2 separate regions of the Homo sapiens genome follow, and region 1 is linked to region 2. A link is a loop called in an ENCODE intact Hi-C map of the cell type or tissue named here. Cell type or tissue: HCT116. All regions are shown on one strand. Each heading gives the region's core, and the rest is flanking DNA. Links, peaks and the distances in the headings are about the cores only. Region 1 has its middle 230 kb from the start of MIR548AB. Region 2 has its middle 85 kb from the start of MIR548AB.

Region 1 (15,882 bases), core at 2,854-10,853, 310 kb before region 2:
TGTCTATTTTCACTTTTGTTACTAGTGCTTTGGGAGTCTTCTGATTTCTTCTCTGGCCTAAACTTAATGTAGAACTCTCATGCTAAATGAAAACAAATCTTTCACTTTATCCATTTATCTTTTTTATTTCTCTTTCTCCAGTTCAAGCATAACTTTTTTTCCTTCAATTATTTGTAATAACTTATTTTAATTCCCGCCAGTATAAGCCAATGAGTTGTCTATTGAATAGTATAAATTATACATATATACTTCATATTTATACACATACATTGTATTACTATACACACAGGCTATATCTATTTTTGCCATTTGATTCAAAGAGTATAGTTTCTCTCCCAGTTTCCAATTTCCTTTTAGAAGAGCTCTGTGCTTTCTCTTTATTTTTTGCGAATCCTATTCAATAAAATGGTAGGTACTTAGAAGATGCTTGAAAATACTTTTAAATATTTGTAAATTAATCTACTTGGTGACTTAGTATTTGATTGTTTGAAAGAAGTAAATGCTTAAATGATAACTTGCTAGTATCAAAGAGTTTAGAGTCTCCTACAAATTAATTTGCTATAGTTTGAATGTTTTTTTTTTGAAGACTAGGCATTGAGATTGAAGGTAATATGCTAATATCATCTACTAGTAATAATATAGGGATGGCCCCAAATCACCATGACTAATTGGTGATGAAAAGATTTGTTTAAAGGATATATTTGAGTTTTATATGTGAGCACAAATATTATACAGACATAAAATATAGTTTATATGTGAATATAATGTATATATGTGTATGTATGTGTGTATACAGGTACACTCACATATATATTCATATATATATATATATAAACACACACACACATATAGCTGTGTGGCACATACTGACATTTTGGTCAATGATGGACCACATGTATGATCATAATGGAGCTGAAAAATTTCTATTACCTAGTGATGTCTTAGCTGTCATAACGTCATAGTGCAATACTTTACTCACACGTCGTGGTAGTGGTGGTATAAACAGACCATCACATTTTCTGTTATGGACATAATACTTCAGAATGCTAAGAAACAACTATGTTATTGGCTTATGTATTTGCTACACTATATTTATCATCATTACTTTAGAATGTATACCTTTTAAAGAAGTAAACTGTGCAACAACCACAAGCAGGTCCTTCAGAAGGTATTTTCCAGAAGAAGGCGTGTTCCTCACAGGATATGACAGCCCCATGCATGTGTTGCCCCTGACGATCTTCCAGTGGGACAAGATTGTGCAGGTGGAGGACAGTGGTGTTCATAATTAAGTGTCTTAATTTTAACAAAAAGGCTTAAAAAGTAAATATAAAATAAAAAATAGAAAAATGCTCATATAAAAAGACATAAGGAAGGAAAATATCTTTGTACGGATGTGCAATGTGTTTGTGTTTTAAGCTATGTGTTATCACAAAAGAGTAAAAATATTATAAAACTAAAAAGTTTATAAATAAAATATTATAGTAAGTTGAGGTTAACTTATTATTGAAGGAAAAATATTTTTAAAAATAAATTTAGTGTAGCCTAAGTATCACTGTGTTTTAGTTGCCTACAGTATTCAGTAATGTAACATGCTGTACAGGTTTGTAGTCTATTCGACATAGCCTAGGTGTGCAGCAGGCTATATCACCTAGATTTGTATAAGTACACTCTATGATGTTCACACAATGATGAAGTTGCCTAACAATGTACTTTTCATAATGTATCCTCATTTTTATGCAATATATGCCCCCCAACACACACACATACACATCCCTCATCTTCAAAACACACTACAGCTCTAAATTAACTTTCTGAACAATATATTTTGCTACTAGGAACCAACTAATTAAAATTCCTTCAACCCACACTTCTGGCATAACTCGTCTGATTTATAATGAAAACTAGATTAAAAGAAAAAAAGAAATATGTTGTAATAGAGAGAAAAAAGTGATTTACTAAATATGAGCAGTTTTTTTCCCCAGTTTATGTGTGTACAAGTGTATCTTTTATTTATTCAGTATAAAAAACCATGGTCTTTTCTGGAGCTATTTAGTAGATCAAACCCACACGTTACTCCCCATCCTGTCAAATGAGCTGTATTATGAATTATCACATTAGAGTATCTAAGATGTTCTGGAAGGAGGTACATTTTATTTATTTTTGCTCTTGCCAAATCCCCAATGTCTTTATTTATCATTCTCTGCTTCCTGTAAGCAATACGGTTACTCCATTCTCAAAGTCACTGAACAAATTCCTGCAACTTGAAACCACAGGCATCGGGGAAAAAATAATCTGAAAGTCCACATGTAAAATGTGCTTTACCTACTTAATTAGTTCCCATAAGCATAATTTGTATTGTGTTAGTAAGATACATAGATTAATTTACCTCGACTTATTTTTCCAATAGAAGCGAGAATGAGGAAATAAACAGTATCTTGTTTTTAAGAAAGAAAGAAAATGATTCTAATTTTATTCATGAGCTCGAGTCACATTGTTTCTGGAATGTCAAACTTGAAAGACATAAATACCATAAGAACAATACACTATTCTATAATTTAACACCTGTCTCCCATAAATAGGCTATGGCATTTTCATGCTTCTGTGTTAATGCAATATGTTGCTTTTTTTTTCTTTTTGCTACTACCATGAAATGTCTGGAACAGAGCTATGAGCATTTTAAACTTGGCTGTAGCATGCCTGCTCTGAGGCTCTCTGTGCATTTTTTTTCCCTATCAGACTCATTTCACTTTGCATGCTTTCCAAATTATAAATGTCACAGCATTGTTTAAATGTGACTATGTTACTAAGGGAAGGAAAGTTCCAGGTTAACATGGACATAATAGAGATTTAACTTCTAGCTAATATTTTTAGAAGAATATAATTACAACTTTTCTTAGTACAATATGTTTACAAGTTTCTGATAAAAGTAATAAAAGGTGGAGACAATAAAATACTGTACTAATTGCAGATTAAAAGTACAGAGGATATCATGCCTCAAATGGGTTGAGGGTAAAGCTTAAAATATTTAGCGAGCTTGCAAAATATAGACCATTGCCCCCCCTCCTTTCCATACTCTAGGTTTGTGCATTCCTAGACACAAAAGGTTGTGTTTGAATTTTAGTACCAGAATTCAGAGACAGATGGGGGAAGGATGGAACAAAAGTTTCAAAAGTAGATGAAATCCTTTTGAGCCTTTATACACTCTGTGATCTCGAGAAATTTACAGGAAGTTATTAAGCTTCAGTTTCTTCTGTGAAATGTGAATGATAATGAAAAGAACTTGCAGAGTACTATGAAGTTATATTTGCGTATTTGCACATGGCTTGGTAAAGTGAGTTTCTATATAAATGTCAGCTGTATTTTTGTAATGTTTACAAAGTTCTTCGTACCTTACACACTACATACATCACTCATCCTTGTAAAAACACCATGAGGAAAAGTACTATTTTTATCCCCTTTGCACAAAAAGTGAAAATGGAGGCATAAAGAAATGAAAAGATTTGGCTAAGGTCACACTAGTTGTGAAGTATCCCAAATTTGGACCAAGCAGTCTGACTGCACTCTTTCCCATTTTTCTACACTGCCTCTTAACTGAATGCAACCTTGAGATGATCATCATTTCCTCATCTCTCACCACGCTTTCTGCAAGTGTTCCTTTTGTGTCCCTTGAGGAATGGCCTCTAGATGTGCTAGTACATCCGCTTATTACTGTCTCTTATTCTGTAGAGGCTTTCCCTAACAGGAAAGTTAAAGACAAAATTTACTTATAACCCAACTTTGTTTAAAATTATTCTTGAATGTTAAGGATGTGGGGCTCATGTTCAGAAAACAAAAGTAGAAATAAGTGCTATGGAACAGGAGTGGAGCAGACACTTACCCAAAGTGTTATTTCAATGGGTCAATGAGCTGGATTTTTTAACGACAAGCTCCTAGGTGTAAAACGCCCTCGCTGTGTGCAATCCCTATATTGGCCAGCTTTTTGGGAGGGATATTGCTATATTAGGCCCAGCCATGGAAGGAGAAGCAGGTCCCTAGTTGCACTGCTTGCCTTGCTCCCTCCTCCTTTTTCCTTAATAAAGAGAGATGCTCGTGCTTCTTCCTCATAACCTGCAATAACTCTAACTTCTGGATGGGTTTGGCTCAGTCAAAGGGAATGGACTCGTGGAAACACTACCTGTTGCAGCAGGCATGAGAGACTCCCTAACCTTTCAAGCAGTAGTTACATTTTCTACTGCAATACCGGGAGTCCAGCTTCATTATGGTTTTGTCAGACCTTTATTTACTCACTACATAAAGTTTTCCGGCAAGTCAGTTTATCCTGCTTTCATATTCTTGCTCCATTCTGGAATGAATCCTTCTAAAAATGAGAATATTTTTGGTTTTTCACTGGAATACACCTTTTTATTTTTATTTTTATTTTGCTTGATACTTTTTCACATCCTTTCTAATCTGCTCAAAAACAAATATGTCTCATATCAGTGAACCAAATATTATGTGTCCCATCTTCCAAGTTTTCAGGTTTCAGCACTGATTTCTTTGATTATATTAATTCACAAATAATCTCTTCCATCACTAACCTCTTCATATGATCATAGTCATACAATAATTCAAAATATAATGATTCTCTAATTATTTATTCTATAGGTAAATACTAATCTCTGTAAATCTTTCATATGCTTTCCATAACAACAGATGCATCAAGGATTTTCAATAATTTTATTTGTTTGTTTGAACACTAGCTATAACTTAGAAACTTAACTTACTTCTCATTAAATAAAGTCAGAAACATAGAAAATAGAACTTATTGAAATGGTGAAGAAGAGAAAGAAAGGAACAAAGGCCCAGTTGTTTCAAATGCGTCAATAACAGATATTTTAAGACTGAAAAAAATCTGCAAAAGAGAGAATGGAAGTCAAAAGTGAGAGCTGTCTTAACACCAGTGATCTTTTCCAATAGCTGTAAAATATAACAGCATTTTCTTTTCTTTTTTGTAAAGTTTGGAATGAATATTGGACATATACCCTCTTCACCTGGAAACATGTTGGCATTAAAACTGTAATATTTATTTTGTTCCAGTTTTACAAAAGAAAAGCTTTCAAACTATAATTTACTTGTGATGCCCTTCACATTGTAGTAATATAATTCTAAAAAATTTCAAAAACTTAGCTACATCCCTGAAATGTAGTTGCATCGATGCTGAGAATAATATGTCATTTTACTACACAGAAAAGTAAATATATTTAATCTCTTCATGAAGATATATCCTTATTTCTATAAGTATTGATTGTATAGACTTAACGTCTTCAGATCTAAAATCTTTGACTCAGTGTATTCTCTCAGCCTCTAACATCTAGCAATTTCTGAATCTATCTTTAACCATCCCTGCTTGTCTGCCTCATAAAATTCCCTTTGCACTTTTACATACCCACTTTACACTTTCTACTGTTGCACATTATGAAAATCACAGTAAAAGCCAAGCTACAACAACTGAGTCTTGGTTTATTTATTGTATGAAAAATATCAAATTATTGTTTTCTAGAGATTATTCTTGATTGCTTTTACTCCGTTTTGTTCCACCCATTTTTTTTCTAACATCTTGGCTCAGTGCTAGATTGTAGTCCCTTGTCAATCATTTGCTATTCATGATTATTAGACTTGATTTATCTAAGAGGAAGGTAAGCTTGGATCTATTAGTTTGAATGGTACATACATAATCCAATATTAAAAGAATCTGTAATATCAAACACCTTTGTTAACACAGCAAAATGTATAAGCATCAAATTCTTGTAAAGGCAAGTTTCATACAATAATGTGCACATGCTGATATTGCTAGCATAATTATTTAGAAACCTTTGGCTATCTCCTAGGGCATGTACAAGTGATTGTAAAGGGAGAGAATTATAAATAGCTCTCCATGTCTAGCAAGGGAAGTGTTGATGCTTTTTGGAATCATTATTTACATTCCATTCAATACCATCTTTTTCTTCTAGGTTGCTCCTAGATTACTGAAATTAATCTCAGTGTTGAAGCTTCGCATTAATAATACTTATAAAATTGTCAATGAAATTTTAAATCACGATAAAATTTCAGATTTAGAAAATTTAATATTAGCAGTTTATATACTCTTATGGCCTCAAAGACCTATGATATTAATTTATAATTTAGTTGAAGAAGAGTGTGAATTCCAAGAACTGAAAATCTAGTGAATAATCTCAATTGACCACTCCCATCTTCACTGTAAAATTACTTTTGTAATCTTCATTGTGTGTATATGTTTTAGAATTAAATTATTATTAATAACAGATGCATCTCCAGGAACTCAATTATGTCACAAGATTCATTTAGACCTATTTCAGACTCTGAAGAAATTCAGAAAAAGACACATTTTGAAAATTCTATAAGCATAGGTAAACTAATAAATTATGGATGCTATGGATGTGCAGAGGTTTTTTGAATCATCTTCAGGATACCAACTTCATTTATTGAAAAGTTCATGTGTTAGACTCTTTGATGGCATGTGCTGAAATATTAATTCATATGTAATTTTAGGTAATTATAACATTCTTGAGATTAATGCAAGTCTGTGTGGACTGATGTTTTGGTTTTGCAACAAAGAACTGTTTGTAATTACTATTTAAGTGGAGACCATTTTGAGTTACTTGAAATAATTAAATATTGAATTTAAATTACTTATCTTTTCTTAAAAATCAAATGGTATAATATAAAACAATTTTAAAGATAACAGAAACAGTAATTACAAAAAATATAACTTATGAAGTAAACATCAGAGAAGTTAGGTGGGAGATTTTAATAACAATTAATGAAAAATTCATTTTCTGGCAGCAGAGGGAGCTCTTTTATTTCTTGCAAGTACCCAGTGGCATGTCATTCCACACAAAATTGATGCTTTGTACACAACTGGACTTGCTTATTTAATAAATCCTGTCCCCTAATGAATCCAAAAGACATAAGCAACACAATTAGAAGTTGTGTGTGCAATTGCATGTTTCATATTTCTATAATGATGAGGATGTAAACATGTTTCTGCAGTTTGGGTTTACATGGAATCAGCAAATAAATCACCTTAAGTAATACTTCTACCTGCGATGGTGTCTTTGAAAATAAAATTAACGTGCTTTGGTTTGACAGAAAGGTGCTTCATGCTTAGCAGGTAATTTTTCAGGTGGTATTAAGAGGAATTTTATTGGTAGGAGAGGATGTGGTTGTACTCTGACAAGCTGGTCAGAATTGTTCATATTTGATGCATTGATATCAATGTGAACTCTTTTGATCTACATTTATTTAGACATTGGATATGATCATGGAGATGAAGTACATTCTATAGGGAACATATTTTATCACAGAAGCAAAACAATTCAAATAGTTTGCTACTAGTTTCCTACTAAATAACAATGAACATTTTCTGTTGTGGTATAGATTATTATTTTTATTACTATTATTTTAACTATTTTCGTAAATACTTGGCTAATTCTGCAGCTATACAGAGTCCAAAAATATGAGCCTTTACTTGTGCTCAGAGCCATGGCAATAAAATGGGACAGTAAATTTAAAAAGAAGAAGAAAAGTGTAAGATACTGTTTCAGGGTTGACAAAGGTTGAAATATACCTGTTGCTACAAGACTGGCATAGATAAAAATAAAAACAAAAATAAAAGCAAAAATAAGCAGACACTGTATAATTTCAAGCTAAATTATGTTTGCACCATTATTTTAATGGCATTTTCTTGAGTTCTCACTATCTTCAACATGACTGGTAGACAATGGGATTCATTTTTGGGTGAATTCTTCTGTCATGAAGATTTAAGAAAATGGAAAGAAAAAATAAATCCGATTTGATTGGGGTGATGTTATGGATATACGTGGTGCTATGCAAGCAAAGAGGTAGGAGGCCTAATTGACGTGAGGGCCTGACTCCCTAAACTTTGAAGTCTGTGGCAACCTTAACATTTGGGAGATCAACCCTGCAGCTAGAGATAGAGCAAGTCTGTTCCACTGGAATGGATCAATTTTAACTCCTGTGCTTTTCCTTCTTGCAAATAACTTCACTGTGTCTTCTAAGAAATGTGAACCTAAAGGCATTTAATCCGAAGGCATCTACCATTAAGCTCCCGTTTAACAGAGTCTAAAAGAATGTAAAGAAAATTATTCAGGTTCACAACTACCATCACTTATCATCACCCAACTTTGAGAAACTGATACTATGGCCACAAGTGGAATATTTTCAGAATTGTGGATTCTACCTTGAAGAACTGAACGAAATGCCTTGTAAATATTGCCCAACAAATAAGAATTCGGCCGGGCGTGGTGGTTCACTCCTGTAATCCCAGTACTTTGGGAGGCTGAGGCAGGCGGATCACCTGAGGTCAGGAGTAAGACAAGCCTGGCTAACATGGTGAAACCCTGTCTCTACTAAAAATACAAAAATTAAGGCCGGGCGTGGTGGCATGTGCCTGTAATCCCAGCACTTCGGGAGGCCGAGGCAGGTGGATTGCCTGAGCTCAGAAGTTGGAGACTAGCCTGGGCAACACGGTGAAACCCCGTCTCTACTAAAATACAAAAAATTAGCCGGGCGTGGTGGTGGGTGCCTGTAGTCCCAGCTACGGGGGAGGCTGAGGCAAGAGAACTGCTTGAACCCTGGAGGCAGAGCTTGCAGTGAGCCGAGATCGCGCCACCGCACTCCAGCCTGGGCGACAGAGAGAGAGGCTCCATCTCAAAAAAAAAAAAAAAAAAAAAGGAAAAAAAATTAGCTGGATGTGGTGATGGGCGCCTGTAATCCCAGCTACTCCAGAGGCTGAGGAGGGAGAATCGTTTGAACCAGGGAAGCGGAGGTTGCAGTGACCCGAGATTTCGTCATTGCTCCCCAGCCTGGGCGACAAGAGCTAAACTCCGTCTCAAAAAATAAAAATAAATAAATGAACAAATAAGATGTCAGTGAGCCTGCCTCGCTCCCTCCCTTCCTCTCTTGCCCCTTCCCCTCTTCCCCCCTTCTCCCTTCTCCCCTTCCCCCGTTGCTTGCTTGCTTCCTTCCTTCCTTCCTTCCTTGCTTCCTTCCTCCCTCCCTCCCTTCCTTCTTCCCATCCCTCCTATTGTTCCATTATGCATTTGGCATTTGCTTAGTATCTAGTAAGTGCCAGGGATTTTGCTAAGACTAGAACATGATCTCTGCCCTTGAAGAAAGGAAAAATATTCTACCAAGAGGAACTTAATCTCAATCTTCCTACTTTTGTTTGCTTTTATTTTGCTCCATTCATTTCTTTTTAAGATACACACAAACAGACACATACAAACACATACATTACAGGCTCCTGGTTCATTTATACTATCCTGAGCTACCCACACACTCTCCTTAAATGGAAAGCAAACAGGCCGAGGAGTGGGAAGATGTATCCATTTTTAATTATTTCCTAATATTAGCATATGAATTATAATATCACTTTCATTTGCCTTGAAATGTCTTTTCTTTTTAGGTTCATTTCATAGCAATTTTTCTGCAGAACAAAAGATATGTGAGTGAATTTGAAGGTTATTCCTTTATCTAAAGTGAGAGGAAATATTCTATATCTAAAATATACAACTTGTTAAAAAATATTGGTTGTATCCAGTTATCTCAAGTGCACATAGTAAATAGGTGTGCAACCAGCATGTTTTTTTCACTTTTGCCCTAAACTTTGGGATTCAGTCTCTATTCTCTTGGATACTGAGGTAAGGGAATTCTTAGCATCAGGTTGAAATCACAATTTCAGACTCTCCTATGTTTTCCCCAATCATCCTCCTATTTATCCATCTATCTGATGTCTTTTGATCAATTTTTTTTCTGCCATCCCAAGACAAAAAATTACCTCAACCGTTTGCAAGGCTATCTAGCCACTTACTACTATATTCTCTTTTTGTCTATTTATTTCTTTTAAAAAAATGGGATACATGTGCAGGTTTGTTACATAGGTATACATGTACCATGGTGATTTGCTGCACCGAAGTTCCCTCCTGTCACCACCCCACCCCTAACAAACCCTAGTGTGTATTGTTCCCAGCTCTGTGTCCATGTGTTCTCAATGTTCAACTCCCACTTAAGAGTGAGAACATGCAGTGTTTGGTTTTCTGTTCCTGTGTTCATTTGGTAAGGATGATGGCTTCCAGCTTCATCCATGTCCCTGCAAAGGAGTTGATCTCATTCCCTTTTATGGCTGCATAGTAGTTCATGGTGTATATGTAGCACATTTTCTTTATCCAGTCTATCATTGATGGGCATTTGAGTTATTTCTATGTCTTTGCTACTGTAAATAGTGCTGCAATAAACATATCTATGCGTGTGTCTTTACAGTAGAATGATTTACATTCCTTTGGGTATATACCCAGTAATGGGATTGCTGAGTCAAAGGGTATTTCTGGTTCTACATCTTTGAGGAATCGCCACACAGTCTTCCACAATGGTTGAACTAATTCACATTCCCACCAACAGTGTAAAAGTTTTTCCATTTCTCACAGCCTTGCCAGCATCAGTTGTTTCCTGACTTTTTAATAATGGCCAATCTGATCGCTGTGAGATGGTATCTCACTGTGGTTTTGATTTGCATTTCTCTAATGATTAGTGATGATAAGCTTTTTTCATATGTTTTTTGGTCACATAGATGTCTTATTTTGAGAAGTGTCTGTTCATATCTTTTACTCACTTTTTGATGGGGTTGTTTGTTTTTTACTTGTAAATATGTTTAGCTCCCTGTGAATTCTGGATATTAAACCTTTGTCAAATGGGTAGATAGCAAAAATTTTCTCCCATTCTGTAGGTTTTCTGTTCACTCTGGTGATAGTTTCTTTTGCTGTGCAGAAGCTCTTTCGTTTAATTAGCTCCTATTTGTCAATTTTGGCTTTTGTTGCAATTGCTTTGGCATTTTTATCATGAAGTATTAGCCCATGGCTATGTCCTGAATGGTATTGCCTAGGTTTTCTTCTATGGTTTTTATGGTTTTGGGTTTTACATTTAAGTCTTTAATCCATTTTGAGTTAATTTTTGTATAAGGTGTAAGGAAGAGGTCCAGTTTCAGTCTTCTGCATATGGCTACCCAGTTTTCCCAGTATCATTTACTGAATAGGAGATCCTTTCCCCATTCCTTGTTTTTGTCAGGTTTGTCAAAGATCAGATGGCTGTAGATGTGCAGTGTTATTTCTGAGGTCTCTGTTCTGCTCCATTTGTCTATATGTCTGTTTTGGTATCAGTACCATGCTGTTCTGGTTACTGTAGCCTTGTAGTATATTTTGAAGTCAGGTAGCATGATGCCTCCAGCTTTGTTTGTTTTGCTTAGGATTTTCTTGGTTATACAAGGTCTTCTTTGATTCCATATGAAACTAAAGTATTTTTTTCTAATTCTATGAAGAATGTCAATGGTAGTTTGATGGGAATAGCATTGAATCTATAAATTAATGTAGACAGTATAGTCATTTTCATGACATTGATTCTTCCTATCCATGAGGATGAAATGTTTTTCCATTTGTTTGTGTCCTTTCTTATTTCCTTGAGCAGTGGTTTGTAGTTCTCCTTGAAGAGGTCCTTCACATCCCTTGTTAGCTGTATTCCTAAGTTTTATTCTCTTTGTAGCAATTGTGAATGGGAGTTCATTCATGATTTGTCTCTCTGCTTGCCTATTGTTGTTTTAAAGGAATGGTTGTGGTTTTTGCACATGGATTTTGTATCCTGAGACTTTGCTGAAGTTGCTTATCAGCTTAAGGAGTTTTGGGGCTGAGACAATGGGGTTTTCTAAATATAAAACCATATCGTCTGCAGAGACAACTTGACTTCCTCTCTTCCTATTTGAATGCCCTTTATTTCTTTCTCTTGCCTGATTGCCTTGGTCAGAACTTACAATATTATGTTGAATAGGAGTGGTGAGAGAGGGCATCCTTGTCTTGTGCAGGTTTTCAAAAGGAATGCTTCCAGCTTTTGACCATTCAATATGATATTGGCTGTGGGTTTGTCATAAATAGCTCTTATTATTTTCAGATGTGTTCTATCAACACCTAGTTTATTGACAGTTTTTAACATGAAGGGATTTTGAATTTTATCTAAGGTCTGTTCTGCATCTATTGAGATAATCATGTGTTTTTGTCATTGGTTCTGTTTATGTGATGGATTACGTTTATTGATTTGCATATGTTGAACCAGCCTTGAATCCCAGGCATGAAGCTCACTTGATTGTGGTGGATAAGCTTTTTGATATGCTGCCAGATTTGGTTTGCCAGTATTTTGAGGATTTTCACATCGATGTTCATCAGGGATATTGGCCTGCCTGAAATTTTCTTTTTTTGTTGTTGGGTCTCTGTCAGGTTTGTTATCAGGATTATGCTGGCCTCATAAAATGAGTTAGGGAGGAGCCCCCTCCTTTTCAATTGTTTGAAATAGTTTCAGAAGGAATAGACCAGCTCTTCTTTGTATTTCTGGTAGAATTCAGCTGGGAATCCATCATCTCCTGGGCTTTTTTTTTTTTTGGTTGGTAGGCTATTAATTACTGCCTCAATTACAGAGCTTGTTTTTGGTCTATTCAGGGATTCACATTCTTCCTGGTTTAGCCTTGGTAGGGTGTATGCGTCCAGGAATCTATCCATTTCCTCTGGACTTTTTAGTTCATTTGTGAAGAGGTGTTTATAGTATTCTCTGATGGTAGTTTGTATTTCTGTGGGGATCAATGGTGATAACCCCTTTATCATTTTTATTATGTCTATTTAAATCTTGCCTTTCTTCTTTTGTATTAATCTAGCTAGTGTTCTATTTTGTTTATATTTTCAAAAAAAATAGCTCCTGGGTTTGTTAATTTTTTTTTTTTTGAGGGTTTTTCTTGTCTCTATCTCTTTCAATTATTCTTTAATTAGAGTTATTTCTTGCCTTCTGCTAGATTTTGGATTAGTTTGCCTGGCCTCTCCAGCTCTTTTAATTGTGATGTTAGGGTGTTGATTCGAGATATTTCTAGCTTTCTTATGTGGGCATTTAGTGCTATAAATGTCCTTCTTACCACTGCTTTAGCTGTGTCCCAGAGATTCCAGTACTTTGTCTCTTTGTTATAATTGGTTTCAAATAACTTACTGATTTCTGCCTTAATTTCATTATTTACCCAGGAGTCATTCAGGAGCAGGTTGTTCAATTTCCATGAAATTGTGTGTTTTTGACGAATTTCTTAATCCTGAGTGCTAATTTGATTGCACTGTGGTCTGAGAGACTGTTAGGATTCCAATTTTTTTTAATTTGCTGAGGTGTGTTTTACTTCCAATTAGGTGGTTGATTTTAGAATAATTGCCATGTGGCACTGAGAAGAATGTATATTCTGTTGATTTGTGGTAGAGAGTTCTGTAGATGTCTACTAGGTCCACTTGATCTAGAGCTGAGTTCAAGTCCTCAATATCCTTGTTAATTTTCTGTCTTGTTGATCTGTCTAATACTGACAGTGGGGTGTTAAAATCTCCCACTATTATTGTGTGGGAGTCTAAGTCTCTTTGTAGGTCTCTAAGAACTTGATTTATGAATCTGGGTGCTCCTGTATTGGTTCCTTATGTATTTAGAATAGTTAGCTCTTCTTGTTGAATTGTTCCCTTTACCATTATGTAATAGCCTTCTTTGTTTTTTTGATCTTTGTTGGTTTAAGGTCTGTTTTGTCAGAGACTAGAATTGCAACCCCTGCTTTTTTCTTTTGCTTTCCATTTGCTTGGTAATTTTTCCTCCATCCCTTTATTTTCAGTCTGCGTGTGTCTTTGCAGGTAAGATGGGTCTCCTGAATACAGCACACTGAAGGGTCTTGACTTCTTATCCACTTTGCCAGTCTGTGCCATTTAATTAGGACATTTAGCCCATTTACTTTTAAGGTTAGTATTGTAATGTGTGAATCTGATCCTGTCATCATGATGATATTTGGCTATTTTGCACACTACTTGATGCAGTCTCTTCATAATGTCATTGGTCTTTATATTTTGGGGTGATTTTGCAGTGGCTAGTACCGATTTTTTTCTTTCCATATTTAGTGCTTCTTTTAGAGGCTCTTGCAGGCAGGGCTGGTGGTAATGAAATCCCTCAGCATTTTATCAGTAAACGATTTTATTTCTCCTTCACTTATGAAGCTTAATTTGGCTGGATATGAAATTCCGGGTTGAAAATTCTTTTATTTAAGTATGTTGAATATTGGCCCCCAATCTCTTCTGGCTTGTAGAGTTTCTACTGAGGGGTCCACTGTTAGTCTGATTGGCTTCCCTTTGTGGGTGAACTGATCTTTCTCTCTGGCTGCTCTTAACAGTTTTTCCTTCATTTCGACCTTGGAGATTCTGACGATTATGTGTCTTGGGGTTGATCTTCTAGTGAAGTATCTTAATGGAGTTCTCTGTGTCTCCTGAATTTGCAGGTTGGCCTGTCTTGCTAGGTTGGGGAAGTTCTCTTGGATAATATCCTGAAGTGTGTTTTCCACCTTGTTTCCATTCTCCCTGTCTCCTTCTGGTACTCCAATCACCCATACGTTTGGTCTTTTTATGAAATCCCGTATTTCTTGGAGGCTTTGTTCATTCCTTTTCATCTTTTTTCTCTATTCTTGTCTACCTGTCTTAATTTAGTAATTAAGGATATCAAACTCTGATATCCTTTCTTCCACTTGGTTAGTCTGGCTATTGATACTTGTGTATGCTTCGTGGTAGGCCCTGGTGCCATGGGTTTGTGAGTGGGATATTCCTATCTGTGGGTTGCACAGTTCCCTGGAAAAAGCACAGTTTCCTAGGCTGGGTAGTGCACTCACTCACTCCTCCCTTGGCTTGGGGAGGAGGTTCCTCTTCTCTGTGTGGCTCTCAGGTAGGCCACTGCATCACACTGCTCTTCTTTCTTTCCGTGGGCCACACCGGCCTTTTAGTCAATTTTGACGAGAGAACCTGGATACCTCAGTTGTTGGTAAAGAATTCACATGCTTATTATGGTTTTCTTCTATGGGAGCCTCTGAACGCTGCTGCTTCTAGAGGGTCACCTTGGTCCCACCCCCAATATATTCTAACATTAATAACACTTTTTTTTTTTTTTGAGACAGAGTCTCTCTCTGTCTCCCAGGCTGGACTGCAGTGGTGCGATCTCGGTTCACTGCAAACTTCTCCTCACGAGTTCAACCAATTCTTGTGCCTCAGCCTCCTGAGTAGCTGGGATTGTGGGTGTGCACCACCACACCTGTCTAATTTTGTATTTTTAGGAGAAACAAGGTTTTGCAGTGTTGGCCAGGCTGGTCTTGTACTCCTAATTTTAGGTGATCCACCTACCTCAGCCTTCCAAAGTGCTGCGGTTACAGGTGTGAGCTGCTGGGATTATAGGTATGAACCACCGCACCTGGCCAATAACACTTTTTTTTGGCAATAAATTTCCTCTTACAGGAGGAAATAGTTAATGGAACAAAACCATCAGCTTTAGATAGTAATGTTTCTGCCATGCCCACATATGTCTCTCTGAGGCAGGCAGCAGCTACAGAGGTCTTTGAATAAATGAACATCTGGTTCAATCAAATTTCTTTCTGTGCTTTATTATTTTGTTGTTATTTTTACACAACTGAACATAGTTCTCAAGAAATTGGTTAGAACAGTTGTGTTAAAATAGAAGATGCAAATAAAATACCTCTTATTAAGAGAATATTTTTCTTATCTACAACAGAGTTTTCCTTAGACAGTACACCTACCCCAAATGCAGTCAGTACCCTGTGAAGAGGATGTCTTAGTTCAAGTCACATTTTCCCAAGTCCCTCACACCAAACTACAAACTATGAAACTCTAATGTGGTAAATCCTTCACCTGACTTCTAAAATAGGTGGTTGGCATAGTGGGGAGATCATGGCTTCTACATCTAAGAATTGTGCACTTAAATCCT
Region 2 (15,882 bases), core at 4,597-12,596:
GAGTTTAAAACTTAGAATTTCCTTGATTTCCAAGGACAGGGGATTTTGCATGGATGATCTGAGATATACATGATTTCTGTAGTTGAAGACAGGACAAAGCTATCATCACATTAGACAAGATGATGAGAAAAGAGTGAATTGTGTCAGTTTTCAGGCAAATTAAGCATTTTAGATTATCATGGTATCACTTCATACGTGAATAAACAGATTCATGGCCCATTTTCCTTAGTAAATAAAGAAGAAAAGTGAGTAAGTCATTACCTAGTCTAAACACTTGCCTAAAACATCTTAGTAGTTTTAAATATTTTTAAGCGAGTTTAATTTTTATTTTTTTAAATTGATTATACATTATTCAATCCATTTCAATATGACTTTGAAAATATTTATAATATGCAAAATTAGCTAATGGACATATTTTAAAAATCTAGTCATTAGAAATCTTCATGTGGAAGATCAGAACACTTTTAAATCTGTTATTCATTCAAACATAGTTTATGATCAAAATGAGCAGATGTTGACTTTTTTAGAAGGAGAAGTTTCTATGCACACAGATCCCATGTTTCTGACATGACATCTGTATTCTCTTAGCAATTATTGTGAGAGTTATGCAGCTGCCATGGCTTCAAACCTTATCCCAGATTTGGGATTACATCAGTGTACACAGCTAAAAGATGTTCCAAAATGTGCAAGTAGAGGAAAATATGAACTTTTTTTCCAACTTTGAAATGAATAACACTTTTTTTTGCAGAGGTTTATATCAAATTCTTAGAGTGATAAAGTAAAAGAAACGGATTAACAGTGTTGTAATATTCCAAGTCAAAATAAAGAAATAAAAATGTATAATGTGATATTGAGAAGAAGCATCCTTGTAGAGGTTTGTACCTGTCCTTCAAAGCTTAAAAAGTGAAAAATGTCTAGGCACAAACAACAATAGGTAAGAGGCAAGAGGTATATTAAGCACACTGAATTATATTTGTGGAATATATTATATTCCACTTTATTGTTGGAAGAAACTTGAACTTAGAAATTAAATCTGAATTTTGAGAGTTTACATTGTATTTATTCTGACAAAATATGATGTGTTATTGAATTTAAAATATTACTAAAAGATGTCAGAAAGATTCCTTCAGAGTGTTAAATATCTACCAAGAAAGGAACTTTGGCAACCAAATATAAACACCTAAGGGGACAAATGGTATTTCAAAAGGTATTACGTATTTCTCAAGCCAGATGGCTGACTAGAGGTATTGGACACTTGCTGTTTCCAGAGGAAAAAAAAAGCCAAAATTACAAATAGATAATCACATCTGGCACAGAGCATCTGAGAGAGAACAATGAAATTCAACTGATAAGTCATGAAAAACAATTGAGGCATGGCAAGAAAGGAAAGTGAGGCACTCAGTTCTTCTGGGATTGGCTGGTTGCTGGGAGAGGCTCAATATTGTGGAGAAAGCTAAGTGAAACCCTCAGTTGTCCACGTTTTCACCACAGACTATTCTGATCCTAGCCATGGGAGAGTTCTTCTACACACACAGGCCCTGGGGCTGTCATGGGTGGCAGCCTGGGGACCCCATGTGGACATTGCTCTACAGAGGGAGTCTGCACTGAGTCATATATTCCCACCCTCAAGACCTAAACAGCTGCAGCACACTGTAATTTTGACAACTCAGCCTCCACCAGACAGGATTCTGCTTTGGGACTCAACAGTCCCTGCACCTCTCCATCCCCAAAACCTCCAGTGACACCCTGAGCATCCACCTGGAGATCTGCACTGGCACAGAGCTGGCACAGTGCTGAGGTCCTGTGGGGTCCTCAACACTCTAGACCAAATAGAGTCCTGCTCCCCAGAGAAGGGGCAATGCAACACACTGACAAGGCTGCCCCAGGACAAAGGGAACCAAAACATATACTTTCCAGAACCTGAGAGGTGCCTGCCTGAGACTATGGGCAGAGAAGCCTCATCTCCCGCTTTTGCCCTCACTAGTAGCAGACCTATGAGCTTTACCTCCTGGACAGGGACCAGATCCTGTTCCTGATCACACACTGCCACAACTGCTGCTGACACCAGAAAACAAAGCAAATATTACCTAAAGTCTAAGAGTTCCGTGTCTGGGGCTGTGGAGTGCAGCCTGGCCTACACCAGAAGCACAACTTCTGGGCTTGAGCTAACATCCAGACACCAGGATCCCTCCCCATGTCACACACCAATGCAGTTGCTGCTACCAGCAACCAAAATGAGCAGTAGCCTGAGTTTAAGAGCTGCCTTTCTGGGGTTGTTAAGAGCAATCCTCTCTCCAGCATCAAAATGACCTCTGAGCTCTAGCATGTGCCCTGAGATCAGGCTCTCCACAACCACCATTGCAGACCATCCGGCCCTACCTACTACAGCCTGTGACTCTGGACACCACTGAGGGCCTAAAGTCAAGCCCGCCTGGCCTGGCACCATCCCTTTAATGGGCAAGCATGCTGCCTGTGGACATGGTAATCTCCCTGACCATTCCTCCACCTTAGGCATATGTGGGCTCCCCCTAGAAACCTGAAGACATGTCCACCTAGCCTGCCACAAACACCACTGGCACCCACCAGCACATGCCAGCTGAGTGCCTGGGAACTGGCCTGCCCAGCTCATTGTGGCTACTACTAAAAGTAGTGAGTGCCAGCTGTGAGCCGAAGGGTTGTCCTACTACTGTTACTACCATCACTCATGCCACACACAATGTCCAGGGGCCTGAGGACCCACTTGTCCAACTGGCCCACTACTGCCACTGCCAACACCTGAGCAAACTGCCTGGGGGGGGGGGTCCAAAAATTGGACCACCTGCACCTGCTAAAACTAATGTCTACATATGCTGCCCAGGCGTGAAATGACAGGCATGCTCGGGCCACTACTGTAATCACCAAGGCTTGAGGACTGCCCACCTGACATTCTCTCCCCAGCAAAGTGTCACCACAGCCTGTACTGAGAACTGCAGCCAAGCCACCGAGGAAATTACAGACATCACTGATTCAGTACACAGTCAGTTAAATCATATGAAGACTACCCTACTGCAAGAATCCAGAACCAAAGCTGAGGTACACTTCCCAACCATCAACATAGGCACATCTTGAGAAAAAATGTCTTCCTCTATAAAAGTTAACTCAAATATTAGAAAATGCTTTGTTCTTTTTGCTTAGAATTGCTTTGCCAATTCAGGCTCATTTTTTACTTCATATAAATTCTACAACAATTTTTTCTAATTATCTGAAGAATGATGTTGGGAGTCTGATAGGAACAGCATTGCATCTGTAAATTGCTTTGGGCAGTATTGCTATTTTAATTATATTGCTTCTCCCAATCCATGATCATGGACTATATTTCCATTGGTTTGTGTTGGCTCTGATTTCTTTCTGCAGTGTTCTGTAGTTCTTGTCGAGATCTTTCACTTCCCTGGTTAGCTGTATTTCTAGGTATTTCATTTTCTTTGTAGCTCTTGTAAATGGAATTGTGTTCTTGATTTGACTCTCAGCCTGGACATTATTGGTGTATAGAGATGTTACCGATTTTTGGATATCAATTTTGTATCCTGAAACCTTACCCAAATAATTTATCAGTTCTAGTAGCCTTTTGGTGGAGTCTTTAATGTTTTCCAAGTATTGAATCATAATGTCTGTGAGGAGAGATAATTTGACTTCTTCTTTTCCTATTTGGACGCCTTTTATCTGTTTCTTTTGCCTGATTGCTCTGGCTAGGACTTCTAGTCCTATGTTGAATAAAAGATGATGGTAATCAAAACATCATGGTACTGGTACAAAACCAGACACATGCACTAATGGAACAAAATAGAAAACTCAGAAATAAAGTCACACATCCACAATGATCTGATCCTTGACAAGGCCAACAAAAACAAGTAATGGGAAAAGAAAACCCTATTTGATAAATGGTACTAGAATAACTGACTAGTCATATACAGAAAATTGAAGCTGGACCCTTACCTCTCACCATGTACATAGATTAACTCAATATGGATTAAAAATTTAAGACCTAGAATCTTAAATGTAAGACTTCAAACTATCTGCATCCTAAAAGAAAACCTAGGAAAATACTCTTCTTGACATTGGCTTTGGCAAAGAATTTGGGGCTAAGTGCCAAAATTAATTGCAACAAAACCAAAAATTAATAAATGAGATTTAACTAAACTAAAAAGCTTCTTCACAGAAAAAAAAGCTATAATAAACAGACAAACTACCAAATGGGGGAAAAATAATAGCTGTTTTGACTGAAGTGAGAAACACAAAAGTATAAAACTCACTGTTAAAGCAAACAAATGAAAAAGAAAGAGAAAGGTCTCAAATGGTCCCACTACAAAAAATTACCAAAGTACAATGACAAATAATAAGAAAAAAATGAATAAAGTATATACAAAACAGTGAGAGAACAATTAACAGTATGACAGGAATAAAACTTCACATATCATTGATAACCTTGAATATAAATTGATTAAATTTTCCAATTAAATGATACACAGACTGGCCAAATTAATTTTAAAAAAGTGATGCAACTATATGCTGCCTACAAGAAACATACTTTATCCACAACAGAGCAGAAGTAGCTGTACTTAATATGAGATAAAATAGACACTAAGGCAAAAACAGTAAAAAAAGAAAAAGAAGGTTACTATAAAATGATAAAGGGATCAATCCAACAAGAGGATGATCTAAGTCTAAATATATGTGCACTCAACACTTGAACTCCCAAATACATAAGGCAAATATAATTAGACCTAAAGATAGAGTTAAGGTCCAATACAGTAATAGTTGGGGACTGTCACACTCCACTCTCAGCATTAGATGAATTATCTAGACATAAAATCAACGACAAAAAATCACATTGTAATTGAACTGGAATTTAGACCAAAATGGACCTAAGAGATATTTACAGAATATTTCACCCAAGAGCTGCAGAATACACATTCTTGTCCTTGTCACATGGATCATACTCTATAACAGACTATGTTAGGCCACAAAATAAGTCCCAACAAACTTAAAATAATTGAAATCATATCAAGCCTTTTATCAGAACTAGATGGAATAAAGCCAGAAATTAATACCATGAGAAACTTTGGAACTGTACAAATTCATGAAAATTAAGCAACATTATCTTGAACAAAGATTTGATCAATGAAGAAATTCAGATGAAAATCCAAACATTTCTTGAAACAAATCGAAATAAAAACACAACATATAAAAATCTTTGGGATAGAGCAAAAGCAGTCCTAATATGGAAGTTTATAGCAATAAACACCTACATCAAAAAGTAGAAAGATTTCAGATAAACAATCTAATGATATATCTCAGTTAACTAGGAAAGCAAGAACAAACCAAACCTAAAATTAGTAAAGAAAAGAAATAATAATGATCGTAACAGAAATAAATGAAACAGATACATAAAACAGTAGAACATCATAACAAAATGAAAAGTTGGTTTTTTGAGAAAAAAACAAAATCAATAGACTGCTAGGTAAACTAAACAAAAAAGAATAAGAGAAGACCCAAATAAAATAAAAAATGAAAAATGTGACATGATAATTAATAGTACAGAAATAAACAGAACACCAAAAACTATTATGAATACTTATATGATGACAAACTGGAAAACTTAGAGGAAATGGATAAATTTCTGGAAACATACAACCTACCAAGACTAAATTAGGAAGAACAGAAAGTCTGAACAGACCAATAACAAAAAAGTGAGATTTACTAAGTAACAAAAACTCTTCCAACAAAGAAAAACCCAGGACTGAATGGATTCACTACCAAATTCTATCAAATGTGAAAAGAACTAATACCAATCCTTCTCAAACTATTCCAAAAAATTGAAGAGCATGAAATTAGGGAATTCTACCTAAGTCCTTTTACCAGACTAGCATAACACTGATACCAAAACTGGACAAGGACACAACAAATAAAGAAAACTACAGTCCACCATCCCTGATTAACAGACACAAAACTTCTCAACAGAATACTAGCAAGCAAAATTGAATAGCACCATCAAAAAGATAGTACACCATGATCAAGTGGAATTTGTACTAGTGATGCAAGGATGGTTCACCATGTACAAATCAATAGACATGATACATCACATCAAGTAATGAAGGACTAAAACTATATGATCGTGTCAGCAAATACAGGAAAAGCATTGATAAAATTCAGGATCTCTTCATGATAAAAACTATCAACAAACTAAGCACAGAAGAAACATACACTAAAATAATAAAGGTCATATATGATTATATGGTTTGGCTGTGTCTCCACCCAAATCTCATCTTGAATTATAGTATCCATAATCCCCACGTGTCATGAGAGAGGCCCAGTGGGAGGTATTTGAATCTTAGGAGCAGTTTCCCCATTCTGTTCTTGTGGTAGTGAGTTCGTTCTCATGATATCTGATGGTTTTATAAGGGGCTTTTCCCGCTTTGGCCAGCACTTCTCCTTCCTACCACCTTGTGAAGAAAGATGTGTTTGCTTCCCCTTCCACCATGGTTGTAAATTTCCTGAGGCCTCCCCGGTCCAGCAGAACTGTAAGTCAATTAAACTTCGTTCCTGTGTAAATTACCCAGTCTCAACCAGTTCTTTGTAGCAGCATCAGAACAGAGTAATACATATGACAAACCCACAGCCAACATCACACTGAATAGAGAAAAGTTGAAAGTCTTTTCTCTAAGAACTGGAATAAGACAAAGAGGCGCACTTTTACAATTCCTATTCAACATAGTGCTGGAAGTCTCAGCCAGAGAAATCAGGCAAGAGAAGTAAATAAAAGGCAGCCAAATTGGAAAAGAGGAAGTCAAATTGTTCCTGCTTGCAAACAATATGAACTTATATTTAGAATAAAACATAGACTGCACCAAACAATGCTTAGAACAGATAAACAAATTCAGTAAAGTTGCAGGATACAAAATAAACATACAAAAATTAGTAGTGTTTCTATACACCAATAATGAAACAGCTGAAAACAAAATCGAGAAGGCAATCTCATTTACAATAGCTATGCACAGAAAAATAAAATACCCAGGGAGAAATTTAACCAAGGAGGTGATTGACCTCTACAAGGAAAACTATAAAACACTGATGAAGGATATCCAAGAGGACAGAAACAAATAATTAGACATTCCATAATCAGGAGTGGAAAAATTAATATTGTTAAAATGGCCATACTACCAAAATGCAATCTAAAGTTACAATTCAATCTCTGTCAAAATCCCCATGTCGTTTTTCACAGAAATATTTAAAAAATTATAAAATTTTTATGGAACTGAAAAGGAGTCCAAATAGCCAAAGCAATCCTGGACCAAAAAACAAAACAAAACAAAACAAAACAAAAAGCCTGACACATCACACTTCCTGACTTCAAAACATATTACAAAGCTATTGATATAGCTTGAATATTTGTTTCCATACAAATTTCATGTTGAGTTGTAATCCTTAATATTGGAGGTGGGGCTTAGTGGGAGGCATTTGAATTATGGGAGTGCATCACTCATGGCTTGGTGCTGTCTTCATGATAGGGAGTGAGTTCTCATGAGATCTGGTAATTTAAAAGTGTGTGGCACCTTCCCCTGAACTCTCTCTCTCAGTCTCTCCTGCTTCTGCTTTTGCCAGGTGATGTGCCTGATCCTCATTTGTGTTCCAACATGGTTGGAAGCTTCCTGAGGACTCCCCAGAAGCAGATGCCACTGTGCTTCCTGTACAGCCTGCAGAGCCATGAGCCAATTAAATATATTTTCTTTATAAATTACCCAGTATCAAGTGTTTATCACCAAAAGAAATAAGTATGTGAGGTGATTAATATGATAATTGTCATGTTAATTATCACGTTAATATGTTAATTATCATATCCATCACCTCACATACTTATCATTTTCTTTTGGTGACAAACACCTGATTTGATCATTCCACAATGCATGTATGTAATAAAACATCACATTGTACCCCATAAATATTTATAATTATTATTTGTAAGAAAAAATAAAATAACATTTTTTAAAAAGATATAAACTTTTAAGCATTTATATGACAAAGTTTGTCCTATGATAAAATAGGGTAAATAAATTTATATATGTGTGTGTATGTATGTGTTTATATATACATGTATATTCCAGTGTACTTGTACCCCAACTACCAAAGGAGCAAGAAAAGTAAAAGTTTATTGGTCTTAGCAGAAAGGTCTTGAGGATATGTAATTTGTTATAGTAATTGTTTTAGCCATGGTTCTACAGAGAAATTGATATAATAGAATACGTATGTATATATAGAAATGAATTATTCTGAGGAACTGGCTTACATAATATGGACATTAGCAAACTCAAAATTTACAGGGTAGGCCAGCCAGCAGGTTAGAGGCCAAGGAAAGCTGATGTTCCAGCTTAAGTCTGAATGCCATCTGCTGTAGAAACTGGGAAAGTCAGTGAAGTCCAAAAGCAGTGTGCTAGATAATTTCTCCCTTGCTTGGGGGAGGACTTTCTTTTTATACTATTCAGGCCTTCAACTGCCTTCTACATTACTGATGGCAATCTGTTTTTTTCAAAGTCCAATAATGTAAATATTAAGCTTATCAAAAACACCATCACAGAAATGCCCGGAATAATGTTGGATCAGATATCTGGGTACTCTATGACCTAACCAAGTTAATATATAAAATTCACCCTCACAATAATTATTTAAATGATCAGCATGAATTGTCAGTTGATGTGAACCCCAATAATTAATATTTACTGGGTCTACCGAACTACAAGTCAGTAAGATAACATATATATATATATGACTAATTTACCTAGTCTTTAAAATGGGGATGAAAACATACATACCTCACAGATTTACAGTGATGATAAAGAGTGTTATTTATTATATTTATTTATTTATTTATATTATTTTTTATTTTTTGAAACAGAGTCTCACTCTGTCACCCAGGTTCGAGTGCAGTGGCACGATCTTGGCTCACCGCAACCTCTGCCTCGTGGAATCAAGTGATTCTCATTCCTCAGACTCCTAAGTAGCTGAGATTACAGGTGCATGCCAGCATGCCCAGCTAATTTTTGTGTTTTTAGTAGAGATGGGGTTTCACCATGTTGGCCAGGCTGGTCTTGAACTCCTGACCTCAAGTGATCCACCCACCTCAGCCTCCCAAAGTGTTGGTATTACAGGTGTGAGCCACTGCGCCCGGCCAGGACTGTTATTTATAATATTTTTAAAAATACTTGGAAACATATTCAGCACATATTAAATAATATAAGGGAATCAGCAAGGAACACAGAGTATTCTATTAATGACTAACTGTCTGAATATCCCAATGGAATAGTTGAAAAAATTAATGTCAAAAAAGAAGGAATGATGATCCCTTTATTTCCAAAATATGAACTGCATTGACTATTTAAATTTTAAAAAAAATGAATGAATGAATAAAAAATTAGTTTGTGTGTAGAAATCAGTCCATTTATAAAACAAATAGTTTTTCTGAAAATTGGCAGTTGAAGTCCACCCAGGTGGGGGTAAAATATATTTTAAGAATATATAATTTATAAATAAACATCATTAAGTAGACACTATCTTTAAAAATTAAACAATTAAATTAAAGGTTAGAAAAAATAAATTATTTATGTTTGAACTTACTATTTTTCAATTTTTAAAAAGTTATTTTCTTAAAGCCATGGAAGAAATTTTTCATTTAACTCAGAAAATTTCTGCTGCTGACTTCTGGACAATCTAGTCAGTTTGCAAATTAACTAGTTTCTAAATGTGGTTTTAAGATCACAAGATACTGGCAAGGAACAGAGACAATAATATAAACACACTGCTGATTATCATTTCTGTTTGTCATATTAATGATTAATTACTATACAATCGAGTGTATCCATTAGGCTGGAAATCAAATTGGCAGCTAAGCCATCGATAAAAGTAGTATTCTATTTTTAGACTTTTGTACCAGAAATATTTGGAGTAAGTCATCCAAAATGCCTATCATTCAGCTCTTCTGAGGTTCATTTTCTTCAACTATTCCATTGTGATGTTCAGACGGAGGTATTAATACAACACTCTATGTTCCTTGCTAATTACTGTACATTGTTTACTATGTGCTGAACATATTGGGTATTTTTTCAATATAATACTCTTAACTCTAACGTATGATAACATAAAATATATGTTATTATATCAATTTTAAAGTCTAGGTAAATGAGGCGCAGATAGGTTAATTACTTTCCCAAGTTCACTGAGATAGAAAGAGTGGCAGACATACTTCATATCCAAGTAGTCTGACTGCAGACTCTGTGGTCTTAAACACTGCTTTGCTACTTTTACATTACAAGATAGCCATGCAGTTTTGTTGCTGACTGCTCATACAACCTCTTAAGAGTTTGTTTTGTATGGCATAGGATACAAAGATACAAAAGATATAGATACCTATATGTCTAAAAAGGTAAAGTTTTGTGCATATATAACAGGGAAATACAAAATAGAGTCCCAGAGAGACACTATATCATACCTACTACCACAATTGGTAAAATTTAAAATGTGTAATAACATCGAATGATAGCAAAAATGTGGGGTAAAATCTGAATATTTATTTGTTGTTGACAGAGATTCAAAATAGTGCAAGCCTTATAATGAACAGTATGGAATTTTTATTAAAATTGAATTTGGTAAACCCTCTGTGTATGCCTCTGACTTTTGATACAGCAATCCCACTCCTGGCTATGCAAACTAGAGAATGCAATTGTTCAAAGTATTATACAATTTCTTCATCAAATTTGCAGTCTGGTAAAATTTAGTAGGACTGATTTTTGTCTTTTGGGAGACTTCCAGGAATATTCCTTTTCAAAGTTTCCAGGTGGTATTTTCTGGAAGACAGATTGTGATTTGCGTCCCTAGCATGTACAAGAAAACTGCTAACAGCTTTGTTATTTCCTGATGTTATGTTTGGATGTTTGACTTATTCTGCAGCGAAGAAGCTTCTGGATCCTGATATCAGGAGATTTTCTCTAACATTGGCATTCTATTTTACACTGACAAAAACGCTGGCTTTCTAAATTCTGCTCATGTTCTTTTAAAAATGTCTTCTTTTAACTCTACATGTAAGACGGCCTGTCCACAGTATTCAAAAAAACAGCTTGCTGTATGGGTAAAGGGTGATTTTTTAAAATGCTCGCAGAAATATCTGATAATTCCAAGCAACATGCTCATTAATGAAGCTACATTACAGAATACTTAAAAAGAAACCCTTATGTGAGAAATTTCAAGCATTTCTCAGTAAGCCCTATGGATCCGTATAATAGTAGTATGAGCTTGGTGGCAAAATTAAGATGAAGACAAAAAGCAATGGAGTTTTATACATAACAAAGTAGAAAATAATCAGAATGCTTGCTAAATTTTATTTTTAATTTACTTCAGAAAAATTGTGCAGAGTGTAGTACAGCAGTCTCTCCTTATCCATGAGGAATACCTTCCAAGGCATTCAGTGGATGCCTGAAACCTCAAATAGTTCCAAACTCTGTATAAAACATGCACAAATTACTTTTTCATTCTTCACAATTTCATGGACAGAAGATTTGTTCTTACCATAGTAAATTTTGATAACATCAGCATACGATTTTTTTATTTCCTTATGTTGAGAACTTTCACCTCTTCACTTTTAAAGGAAGCACGTTATGGCTTCTCTTTGGTATATCCAAATTGCTGGCATCACCACTCCTGTACTTTGGGGCATTCTCAAGTAAAGTAAAGGTGACCGAACACAAGCACTGCAACACCCTGACAGTTGATCGGATAACTGAGAGGGCTACTAAGTGACTAACGGGCAGGTCGACAGCATGGAGATGGTGAACAGAGCAATGATTGATGTTCGGCAGCTAGGGGGCAAAGAGAGGGCATGAGATCTCATCATGCTGCTCAAAACAGCACACAACTTAAAACTTATAAGTTGCTTACTTCTGAAATTTTCCATCTAATATTTTCAGAAACCATAAAAAGCAAAATTATGGGTAAGGGAAAACTGCTGCACAACAAAAGAGCACAAAATCTGGAACCAGAAGAAAGGCCTTTCTTCAGTTTGTGCTTTTATAGCTTGGATATTGCTGATCTGAAGCCATAATAACATGTAGGAAAGAAAGCAATTATATAAGTTGATTCAGAGATTGAGATAGTACATACAAGCCAAAAATATTTAAAAATTAGAAGTACTATAAAGACATATAAAAATTACTGTCCAAATGAGAACATGATTTCTACTTCAAAGGGGAATTTGTTAAAACATTTTCACTCTTTTTTTTATCCCCCTGGGTACGGAGCAGTAGTAGGTCAGTGCGTGAATACATGTAGTATTCAATAATTCATAAAATTTGAAAGTCTGAATAAGTGAGCATAGCATGAAATTTACTTAATTATGGCATGTGGTTTACATAATTCAAAAGTGAATTTTGCATTACTTACTTTAAGATATAAAAATATATGATGGAATGATGAATGGTAGAGGAAAGAATACATATGTAATACATGTGTTAATATCTGGGTAGTAAGCATTTGGGTGATCATTATAAAATTATTTACACTTTTCTGTATGTTTGACATTTGTTATAATAAAATGTCAAGGGAAAAGGAATAGTAGCATGTGTGAGGGTTTAAATTGCTTTTGTTCTGACTGAGATCCTGAAAGATGACTTGCCAGGAGAGAATGGCTGAGAGAACAGGCTGCTTGACAGGGGGTGACCTTCCTTGAAGGGAGCAGGAAAATAATAATAAAAATGAATGTGTGTCTCTTGTATTCTGGGTTGCCTGGAAAAGATCACAAGCATTCCAAGCCCTCTGTAGGTGTGTTGTGAACCATTTAAGTTTATGAGTGGGTCTGTGAAGGAATTCTTCAACATAGAATTTTTGACTCAATTCAAGGCTTTGCAATCATCAATTAATCCATATTCCATCTATTTTAAAGATTCTTTGCCCATGTAAAAGATGCACACACATTATGTTTTGTCATTTATTGCCCTCTAAATCATTCTTGCATATCACAACTGGGCTTTTTGCCAATGACATATAATTATAGTAGAAGGCTTAACTTACATTGTTTCTATAATCATAAATACAGTTACATCTTGAAAGCACACACACACACACACACACACACATACACAAATCTAAATATATAGAAGAATGACATGAAGATGGAAGGAGGAAAAAATAAATATTAGCTTCTACTTAGAATGTATCTAGGCAGCAAATGTCAGTTATGTTTAAATGGGTGAACAATTTAATAATTTCATTTTGGGTATTATTCAATTTAAAATTTAAACTCTGTATTGAGGTTTGTTATTCTTTCTCACCATTTTTTCTCTTCCTTTTCCCTTCAAACCATGTTTAAGTTAAATTTGTTTATCAGGCAAACTTGCCATGGTGGTTTAAGGACCCTGGCTCCTGGACAGTGATTACTCCTTATCTCAGACTGTTTTTGAGTTTTGACACATGCCACTATATTTCTTCCTGTAAACATCTGCCCTGGCTGCTGAGGTATTCACTACTGTTGTAACTAATCTCCTGGTACACCAATGATTTGGTTCTTTGCCCCACCCTTCCAAACTCAAGGTTAAGGTTAATTTGGCCCACTTCCATCAGAGCAGTACAAATACTCTAAAACCAATGAACCATGTGTTTCACCCCATTCTTGGCTTCAGGAGTTGACCTGACATTTATTCTTACAGGATTACTTCACCCATCACCAAGGCTACACCATGGCAGGTGCACAGGTTTTCAATTCTGTTACCTTTTACATAAGAATATAGTATCATTCCTATGTCACATGCAGACCTAAATGCCTGACAAATGCACCCCCCTCTGCATGAAATACAGTATTTTGTGATGTCCTTTGTTCCAGATTCATAAATGTAAAAAAGACCACATGCCCATTTGCTGTTAGCTTTCCTCTCTATTTATCTGAGGTTTTGTCCTCTCAATATTTCCCAATTTCCTCTTTTGTGCCAAAGCTTAGAAGTGAGAAATGATGAAATTCCAGTTTACTGATAGATACAGATAGGCTGTTAGTCTGTTTATTCCATTCAAAGCCCTCTCTGCTTCCCTCACAATGAAGAATTCCTTTTCCTTCAGTTTCTAAGCAAAATCCACCCATCTTTGCTATGAAGTGATGGAGTATTAGAGTCTTCTCTTAGGATGGGAGTACTGCAAATAATTTTTACAAATTATTGAAGGAAAAATATCCAGGGATTTCACAGAATTATAGCACTATAACTTGTATTATAATTTATAAAAATAAAAGAACAATTTATAGAGCTCCTTTTACAAAACTATCATGTACTAACATGATAATCTATTTTCTTCATATTTATATCAAAATGTATAGAATGTAAAGTAAGTCAAGTTAAATTACCAATAAGTATATGTACTAATTCAAAATTCAATAACTCAATTTACTATTCTATAGTATACTATAAGAGACATATAAACTCTATCTGTCTCTGTCCCTAGATCTTGACACAAAGCTCCTAAAACTTCTATAATTTCCTGAGTGAAAGGAGCACTGACAGTTTCTAAATCCCTCGGAATTTCCTGGATAATTCTTAGGAGCATCTTTTGTTTTCATGAGGCAACTCTTGATGGATTACTGGATAGCCTCAGGATAGGGAACTTGTTGCCAGGTGAAACATCAAGTGATTAGAGGATTGGAACTTTCAATCCCACCCTCCAACATCCAGGAAGGTGATAGGAGCTGAAGGTTTAGTTGATCATCAATGGCCAATAGAGTAATTAGTCATGACTATGTATTGAGGCTTCCACAAAAGCCCCTCATGACTGGGTTTGTAGCACTTTCATATGGCTGAACACCCGGAGGTGCCTGGGAGGTGATGCACCCTGAGAGGATGTGGAAGCTCCATGCCCCTTCCCATATACCTTGTCCTTCATAATCTCTTAATTTGGCTGTCTAAGTGTATACTTTGCAATACCTTCTGTAATAAACTGGTATCCTGACAAAGTAATCAAACTCAGGGAGAAGGTAATGGGGATCCGGATTTATAGCAAGGTGGTTCAGAAGTATAGCTGACAATCTATTACTTGCAACTAACATCTGAAGTGAAAAAAGTCCTGTGTGGCTGAGCCCTTAACCTGTGGGATCTGACTAACTCCAGGTAGATAGTGTCAGAATTGAACTGAATTATAAGACACCCAGTTGGCATCCACTGGATAACTCATTGGATGTTGGTAAAAGAAAATCCCACACACACCTTGATAACCAGAAGGGAAATAGTGTCTGTTATGTGTTGACTGTGTAAGAAAAGAAAATGTTTATCTTACACAACTTTTAATATAATGCTGACAAAATTCAAGCTGAAACCTATAAATGTTTCCACTATATAGTTCTGAATATTGCTTTCTTATACATAAATATGTTATGCTTTCCATTAAAACATCAACTTACAATTTACATATGGGCCCTCCATGTGATTCAGCAATTCTACTCCTAGAGATCTACCCCAAAATGAGCCCATGTGTTGATGAAAAAATATGTACAAGAATTTTCACATTCACTTTATTCCCAGTTACACCGAAACTGGAAAAACCCAAACGTTGGCCAAAAATTGAATAATAAAAATGTGATACATGACACATTGATGGATCTCACAGATATTAGTTGAGAGAAGAAAGAAAAAAGCACATGTAGCCTGGTTCCATTTATATGAAGCTCAAAAACAGATAAAGCTTCTTTATGGTCATAGGAGACAGAATTTATATTATTTCTGAAGTGCCAAGAAATGAGGAATAAAGAATCTTTTGGAGAGCTAGATATGTTTCAAATCTTAGTCTATGAAGTAGATACATGATTGTCTATATATTAAAACATTATTCTAG

What was found. A loop is a pair of places that touch in the nucleus more often than their neighbours do. Peaks named below come from ENCODE experiments on the same cell type or tissue, not always from the same donor. Only the 100,000 strongest peaks of a DNase experiment are listed, where the experiment ranks them.
Region 1: a loop joins it to region 2, with 2.5 times the contacts of the local background. A loop is called at or near these places in 2 of 110 quality-filtered maps.

What each region holds. Positions count from the first base shown.
Region 1 is chr3:103,289,330-103,305,211 of GRCh38, forward strand. No RefSeq gene overlaps it. Among named protein-coding and RNA genes, the nearest start is that of MIR548AB, 230 kb to the right of the region's middle. In HCT116, for the core only: a CTCF peak has its summit at 6,876 (motif pointing right); a DNase peak (open chromatin) is centred at 6,862.
Region 2 is chr3:103,601,250-103,617,131 of GRCh38, forward strand. No RefSeq gene overlaps it. Among named protein-coding and RNA genes, the nearest start is that of MIR548AB, 85 kb to the left of the region's middle. In HCT116, for the core only: no CTCF peak of the experiment used is centred there; a DNase peak (open chromatin) is centred at 8,414.